Regions from separate parts of the Homo sapiens genome. Here region 1 is linked to region 2. A link is an interaction called in ENCODE POLR2A ChIA-PET data of the cell type or tissue named here. Cell type or tissue: A673. All regions are shown on one strand.

Region 1 (4,000 bases), 380 kb before region 2:
TGGGAGTTCAAGACCAGCCTGACCAACATGGAGAAACCTCATCTCTACTAAAAATACAAAATTAGCCAGGCGTTGTGGCTCATGCCTGTAATCCCAGTACTTTGGGAAGCTAAGGCGGGAGGATCACTTGAATCCAGAAGTTCAAGACCACCCTGGGCAACACAGTGAGACCCCATCTCTAAAAAATAAATAAATAAATAACCAAATCTTTCCCACAGGAAATGACAACAGTTCCATAAGAAGCAAGCTCCAAGACTGTGGATGAAACAAAAAAAAAAAAGAAGAAAGCCACACTAACCTCATTTCTTTTTTGATAGGATTACCAGATCAAGAAATTCAGAGAATACATAGACGGTGCTCTATTTCAAGTTCATTAAGCCACGTAATCCAGTTCCTCATGACAGTAAAAGGAACTGTGGGCCTTATGGTAATAGAATAAGACTTATGATACTGGAAGACACTGCCCACCCTTCACCAACCACTGGATGAAGAAACAGAAGCCACGTGTACACAATGGAGAGCAAGAAGCTGAGGAGTAGAGCTAGGAGCTGAAAGGTAGAGTTACGATGAAAATGCACTCAGCAGACTGAAAGCAGAGGTTTGAAATCAACAAGATGTAATTTAATAGGACTACATTTAAAAGTAATTTTTTTAAAAAAGTGCCTCAAGTACATGATGAGAAAGACTGTTCTGATGGGCACAATTCCTGGGGAAAAGACCTAAGTGCTTTGGCTGCATATAGGATGAGTGCAACACTGAAATGGCTGAGACAGAGACAACGGTGAGGAACAGTCCTGCCGTTCTCTCTGTGAATCCAACCATAACTGGAACCCATATCTCACCTCAGAAAGAACATTCAGAAACGGCAAAGCGTTTAGAGAAGGGAGACCAGAAAGTTGCGACACATGAAGCAAAGTTGAGCGAATGGGCAGCAAGCCTGTGCTTCCAGCACCCGAAGGGCTACTGTATGAAAGGACTTCACAGTCACACAGTAACTGACGGACAGAAATTACTAGAAGGCAATGCTCAACACAAGTAAGTACCCAAAAATAAAGTTGCCTGTCTCATAAATAGTTCTCACACTGTCACTTAAGAAACATTCAGGCAGCCGCCAAAAGACCAGTAGGAAGTTTGCCAAAAGGCCTGCAGGGTTGGGCACAAGGTTAACCTAGATGACCTCTGAGGTCTCTTCCAACCATGAGAGTTTGAATCTTGGGCATAAAGAGACTGAACCTTTTTGACACTGAATCGTTCAAATGTAGCGAGTCACTCTTGATGCAGGACAGTCCAGTGTGCCACAGCCCAAACTGTCTGAATGCTGGCAGAGCAGTTAGGAACACACGTTTCAGTCAGATCAGTCTTTGAACCTCAGCCTTGCTACTTACATAGCTGTGGGACTATGAGCAAGTTTCCCAACCCCTCAGCACCTTCATTTTCTCCCCAGTGAAACGGAAATAATCAACACCTTCTCCTCACAGGGCTGTTGAAAGGATCAGTTAATGACACAGCAGAGCGACTGGCACATAGTAAGCACTTAACACACGTTATCTTTTATTATTGTTGTTGGTATTAATAACAAATAACTTGAACTTGACGCCTAGTGTGGATGCAGGAGTCAACATGGTTATTCCAATTTCCTCACTTGCCCAAGAAGCTAGGTCACTTAAATGACGGCTGGGAAGATGGAGAATACCAGATGATGATAATAAGCCACATTAACTGGGCACCTGCCATGTGCCAAGCGCCACTCTATGGACTGTAACATTTTGTTAGAGTCTCCCAGCAGCCCTATAAGAATTCCTGTCATTGGCCGGGCGCAGTGGCTCACGCCTGTAATCCCAGCACTTTGGGAGGCTGAGGCGGGTGGATCACAAGGTCAGGAGTTCAAGACCAGCCTGGCTAACATGGTGAAACCCCGTCTCTACTAAAAATATAAAAATTGGCTGGCCGTGGTGGCAGGTGCCTGTAATCCCAGCTACTCAGGAAGCTGAGGCAGGAGAATCATTTGAACCCAGGAGGCGGAGGTTATAGTGAGCCAAGATTGCGCCACTGCACTCCAGCCTAGGCAACAGAGTGAGACTCCGTCTCTCAAAAAAAAAAAAAAAAAAAAGAATTCCTGTCATCTGCCTTTCCAGATAAGGAAACTGAGATTTTTAGAGGCTAAATAACTTGCCCGAGGCCATAGAGCTAGAAAGTAACAGATTAAGATTTGAATCCAGGTAACTAGGCTTCAGAGCTCATGCTCATAACCATGAAACCAATGGTCCTCAATCCTGTCTGCACATTAAAAGTACCTGAAAAGATGGCCTGGCGCAATGGCTCACACCTACAACGCCAGCGCTTTGGGAGGCCGAGGCGGGTGGATCACAAGGTCAGGAGATCGAGACCACCCTGGTCAACATGGTGAAAACTCGTCTCTATTAAATACAAAAAATTAGTTGGGCATGGTGGTGTGCGTCTGTAGTCCCAGCTACTCGGGAGGCTGAGGCAGGGGAATCACTTGAATCTGGGAGGCAGAGGTTGCAGTCAGCTGAGATCGTGCCACTGCACTCCAGCCTGGGTGACAGAGCAAGACTCCTTCTCAAAAAAAAAATAAAAAATAAAAATAAATAAATAAAAATTACCTGAGAAGATATAAAAAGAATAACTATCAGCCGGGCGCAGTGGCTCACACCTGTAATCCCAGCACTTTGGGAGGCCGAGGCGGGTGGATCACAAGGTCAGGAGTTCAAGACCAGCCTGGCCAAGATGGTGAAACCCCATCTCTACTAAAACTACAAAAATTAGCTGGGCACGGTGGCAGGTGCCTGTAATCCTAGCTACTCAGGAGGCTGAAGCAGGAGAATCGCTTGAACCCGGGCGGCAGAGGTTGCAGTGAGCCGAGATCGCGCCACTGCACTCCAGCCTGGGCTACAGAAAGAGAGGAAAAAAAAAATGCTGGGCAGTGGCCAAGGTGGGTGGATCACGAGGTCAGGAGGTCAGGAGCTTGAAACCCTGTCTCTACTAAAAAATACAAAAAATTAGCTGGGTGTGGTGGCATGCACCTGTAGTCCCAGCTACTCGGGAGGCTGGGGCAGGAGAATCGCTTGAACCCAGGAAGTGGAGGTTGCAGTGAGCCGAGATTGCGCCACTGCACTCCAGCCTGGGTGACAGAGCAAGCCTCTGTCTCAAAAAAAAAAAAAAAAAGAAAAGAAAACCAGTAACTATCCCTGGGACCTATCCAACTCCAACTAATATAAAGTGGTCTGAGATGGGCAGCAGGGTTCCCCAGGGCTCAGGAACACTATCCTAGGCCATGCTGCCTCCTGGACAAAGAATCGACTGAAATAAGCAAGCTTCCCCAGCTGACATCCCACGGCCGACCTTACTGCCTTTTTTAGGAATATCTTTAGAACCGTGAGACTGGAGTTGTACGTTAAAAAAAAAAATTTTTTTAAATTAAAAGTTAACCCCAAAAGTGATCCTATTAAGGTAAGTATCATATTTCCATTTTACAGACAAGGAGACTGAAACTAACAAGGCTCAAGAACTTGTCCTCAGTCACAAAGGAACTGAGACTAGATTCTACGAGGCTTTTGCGCCCTAAAGAGCTCCAACAGATGTGAGAAAACACTTCAAGTGGGTGAGCAGAGATGCTCCACGGGGGAAGTGACACCTGACCAGAGATAAAGCATGGGACAAGGAAGGGCAAATGCACAGAATGAAAGGCATGAGCCGTATCAGAGGCAAGCCGCCTCAAGGAATGCTCTCGGGACCAGAGGTCGACAGGTGTGATAAAGCTATGACGCCCTCGCGGTAGAGTTGTGAGAGAGACTCACAGGTATGCTTGCGCCCGGCTGTGCAGGCACATGAAGGTCAAGCCACACCTGGCCTTCACAGGACTTCTCCTCAAACAGAAACCCCGCCCATGAGGGAAGCAAGGGCGTGTTTCTGACTTGAACTGGTCATGCAGGATAAAGAGTGAAGCAGCTTCCAGAGTTCAGCTCTGCATCCACACTGC
Region 2 (4,000 bases):
ACTACAGAAGAAAAAAATTAAACAAAATAAAACCAAAAAATATAAAAATTAGCTGGGCACATGCCATTAGTGGCGGCATGTGTCTGTAGTCCCAGCTACTCAAGGGGCCAATGTGGGAAGAGAAATTGAGCCGGGAGGTTGAGGCAGTACTGAGCCGTGACTGCACCACTGCACTCCAGCATGGGTGGCAGAGCAAGACCCTGTCTCAAAAAGAAAAAGAAAAAAAAATAGGTCTTGCTTTTTGTTAAGATACACCTGTGTGTGTATGCATGCATACATATATATATAATACCTACACACACTACACACTACACACATAGAGAGGCAGACACACATTTTTCTGTGTCTGTCTCTCAAGAGATTGGAAGGATATATACTAAAATATCAACCCAGGTGGAATTTATAACTAATTTTTCTTTTAGCTTAATTTTACTTTTAGCTTTATTTTTATTTAAGGAACATGCATTATTTGTGCAATCTTTTTAAGTTAAAATAAAGACTGTACAGCAACTTGGGGAAATGCTTGGGATGAGAATCATAGTATAAAATATCTAAACTATTATTTCAACCAGAGTTAACTCTTGATTAGTCAGAATAAGAAGAGTGATGGTCAGAGGAATACTTAAAATCATGGTCAACGCAAGTAATTCTCACGGTGTTGTCCTGGGCCAGGAGATTCAGCCTCATCTGATAACTGATTGGAAATCTGATTCTCTGTCCTACCCCAGACCTGCTGAATGAGAAACCAGAGATGGGGCCCAGCACATGTCCTAACAAGTCCTCTATGTGATTCTGATGCTCACTAAGGTTTCAGAAACCGTACTTGATTCTTGATTACCTAGGAAAGGTGCAACAAGGACCAGGAACACCTTATTAACTTCATAATTAGGAATTGGCTCATTAGCTCTGATTACTCTCCTTTCCAACTAGAGTGGGAAGGAGCAGCTTGAAGGGGGCAATGTCAAGTGAGTGGACTTGAAGACCCCGACTTACCTGCAACCAGGTTAATTCACCATCTCCTAAAACAACCAGATATTAAAAGTAAAAAAAAAAGAAAAAGAAAAAGAAAAAGTGAAATACACTAAAATGATAATATTGTAGTTACTATGTTAAAGTTTTTCTTTTTTCTCTCACTGAATAATATAGTAATAGCACCTTTTCTTTTTTTTGAGACAGAGTTTTGCTCTTGTCACCCAGGCTGGAGTGCAGTGGCGCGATCTGAGCTCACTGCAACCTCTGCCTCCCGGGTTCAAGAGATTCTCCTGCCTCAGACTCCCAACGTAGCTGGGATTACATGTGCCTGCTGCCATGCCCAGCTAATTTTTTTGTATTTTTAGTTGAGATGGGGTTTCACCATGTTAGCCAGACTGGTCTTGAACTCCTAACCTCAGGTGATCCACCTGCTTCGGCCTCCCAAAGTGCTGGGATTACAGGCGTGAGCCACCCTGCCCGGCCAGTAGTAGCACTTTTAAAATGTTTTAAAAGAGAAAACATTTTAACACCAGACAGAAAACTAATTAGATTTATTTAAACAACCTAGGTGCTTCAGCTAAGCTGTCTAAGATCACCATAGTAGATCTTGGAAGTAGGCCAAATTTCTAAGCAGGCTTTGTAAATTGGGTTCAATACCTCAGTAGTCATCGTAATGAACAACAAAAAAAATGTAGGCCATGTGATTTGTCCACAGCAACCAAAAATCCCAAAACACATCCTACTAGACTCACATGGCCTGATCTTGAAGACAGCTCGTTCCTATCTGCTGAGAGAATCCCCAGCACCAACACCCTCAAACACCTTCCCTACAGTAGCAGTTTCTTAAATACTATTTGCAAACTTGCCCGGTTAATCTTGACCTGTACAAGTAATAAACAAAAACCTAGATTATCAAAAAACTTTTTTAAACTACTTTCAGTAGGGATTTCCTGGGAGGGCTTGATATTTCAAACAAAATGAGGTTCAAGTGATTTACAAGCTTTCCCACTCCTGCCGTGACTCTTCCCCTCATCTACAAAATACACTGAGAATAAATTCACTTTGTGACTCAGACGAAGCAGCCAGTGGTATAAGGGTAGGCAGAGAACAAGGATCAGGAAGGACAGTGTGTGCTGCAACTGGGTACTTGTGGGTAAATCGTCCACACTGTCTGCTTCCAATCTACTTAAGCAAGTGGTTGTAAAAGTCAGATGACTGCATAAAGCACGAGTTCTCTCTAAAAGGAGTAGACTCAGAAGAGAAAGCAGTTGGCCTCCGAGTCCTGCGTGAGGGAGGTAATCATCTCTCAGAAGGCCCTGCATGCAAGCCAGAAAAATCTCTGACTTCAAGGATGAAAAGTAAAATAACACTGAAACTTCTGACTTCGTTTCACTGCAGGCCAGGATGCATGTAAATACACTTTGGAGACTTTAGGATTTTCTATGTGGCCTAGTTTTTTGTTTTGGTTTGAATTTTAAATAAATGTTTTCCAAGACATCTGAAATGGATGGGAATAAACTGATCTGTATGCAATTAACCATTAAATGAAACATACTGAGTAAACTGACTTTGTTTTTTACTTTATTTATTTAGGGACAGAGCCACTGTTGCCCAGGCTGGAGTACAATGGTGCAATCACAGCTTACTACAGCCTCGACCTCCCAGGCTCAATCAATTCTCCCACCTGAGCCTGCCGAGTAAACGGGACTATAGACACATACCACTGTGCCTGGCTAATTTTTGCATTTTTAGGAGAGAAAGAGTTTCGTCATGTTGCCCAGGCTGGCCTTGAACTCTTGGCCTTAAGCAATTCTCCTGCCTTGGCCTCCCAAAGTGCTGGTATTACAGGCATAAACCACAGCACCTGGCTGACTTTGTTTTTTAAATCCTCTATTTTTAATCTGTAAAAAGCTGAGAAAGGTGTCTTGAATCTCCTATTATGACTCTGGTTTAATTAAATTCTCTGAGTTTCCAACTGTTTTTTTCTTTTTATTTGGGTCAGAGTCTCACTCTGTTACCCAGGCTGCAGTGCAGTGGCACATTCTCGGCTCACTGCAACCTCCATCTCCCAATTCAAGCGATTCTCCTGCCTCAGACTCCCAAGTAGCTGAGACTACAGGAGTGCGTCATCACACCCAGCTAATTTTTGTATTTTTGTAGAGATGAGGTTTCGCCATGTTGGTCAGGCTGGTCTGGAACTCCTGACCTCAGGTGATCTGCCCACTGTGGCCTCCCAAAGTGCTGGGATTACAGGTGTGAGCCACCATGCCCAGCCCTATTGTTTTCTCAATCTACTTCACATAAAATTTTTTGCTTCCCCTATTCCGGACGATGCCGCCAAGGAGGTGGCGGCGCGCTCTGGAGGTCTGAAGCCGCTGCTGGCTGCCACAGGCTAGCGGCTTGATGAATTGGGCAGCCGCCCTAGGCTCAGGGCTGTGAGCGGCTGGGGCCAGGGGTAGGCGGCGGTGCGGCGGGCGGCCAGGCGCCGGGAGGCGTGGCTGGGGTGCCCCGCGGCCAGAAGGCCCCGCCGCCGCCGCTGCTGCTACCCCTGCTGCCCGCGCCTGGCGCCGCCGCCCCCGCCGCCCCGCGGACCCCGGAGCTGCAGTCGGCGGCCGCGGGGCCCAGCGTGAGCCTCTACCTGAGTGAGGATGAGGTGCACCGGCTGATCGGTCTTGATGCAGAACTTTATTATGTGACAAATGACCTTATTATTCACTACGCTCTGTCCTTTAATCTGTTAGTACCCAGTGAGACAAATTTCCTGCACTTCACCTGGCATTCGAAGTCCAAGGTTGAATGTAAGCTGGGATTCCAAGCGGACAATGTTTTGGCAATGGACCTGCCCCAGGGCAACATTTCTGTTCAGGGAGAAGTTCTACGCACTTTATCAGTATTTCGGGTAGAGCTTTCCTGTACTGGCAAAGTAGATTCTGAAGTTATGATACTAATGCAGCTCAACTTGACAGTCAATTCTTCAAAGAATTTTACCGTCTTAAATTTTAAACCAAGGAAAATGTGCACCAAAAAT

Evidence for each region. ChIA-PET counts read pairs that join two places held together with the same protein. Peaks named below come from ENCODE experiments on the same cell type or tissue, not always from the same donor. Only the 100,000 strongest peaks of a DNase experiment are listed, where the experiment ranks them.
Region 1: POLR2A ChIA-PET joins it to region 2 with 7 read pairs; 2 of 35 experiments call an interaction of 5 or more read pairs at or near these places.

Annotation. Positions count from the first base shown.
Region 1 is chr17:3,834,565-3,838,564 of GRCh38, forward strand. All of the region lies in intron 3 of NCBP3 (nuclear cap binding subunit 3), which reads right to left. Among named protein-coding and RNA genes, the nearest start is that of NCBP3, 9.7 kb to the right of the region's middle. In A673, no CTCF peak of the experiment used is centred here; no DNase peak of the experiment used is centred here.
Region 2 is chr17:4,218,670-4,222,669 of GRCh38, forward strand. The region is part of intron 3 of ANKFY1 (ankyrin repeat and FYVE domain containing 1); the gene reads right to left. It also overlaps the pseudogene RYKP1. Among named protein-coding and RNA genes, the nearest start is that of ANKFY1, 43 kb to the right of the region's middle. In A673, no CTCF peak of the experiment used is centred here; no DNase peak of the experiment used is centred here; H3K27ac peaks cover 717 bases.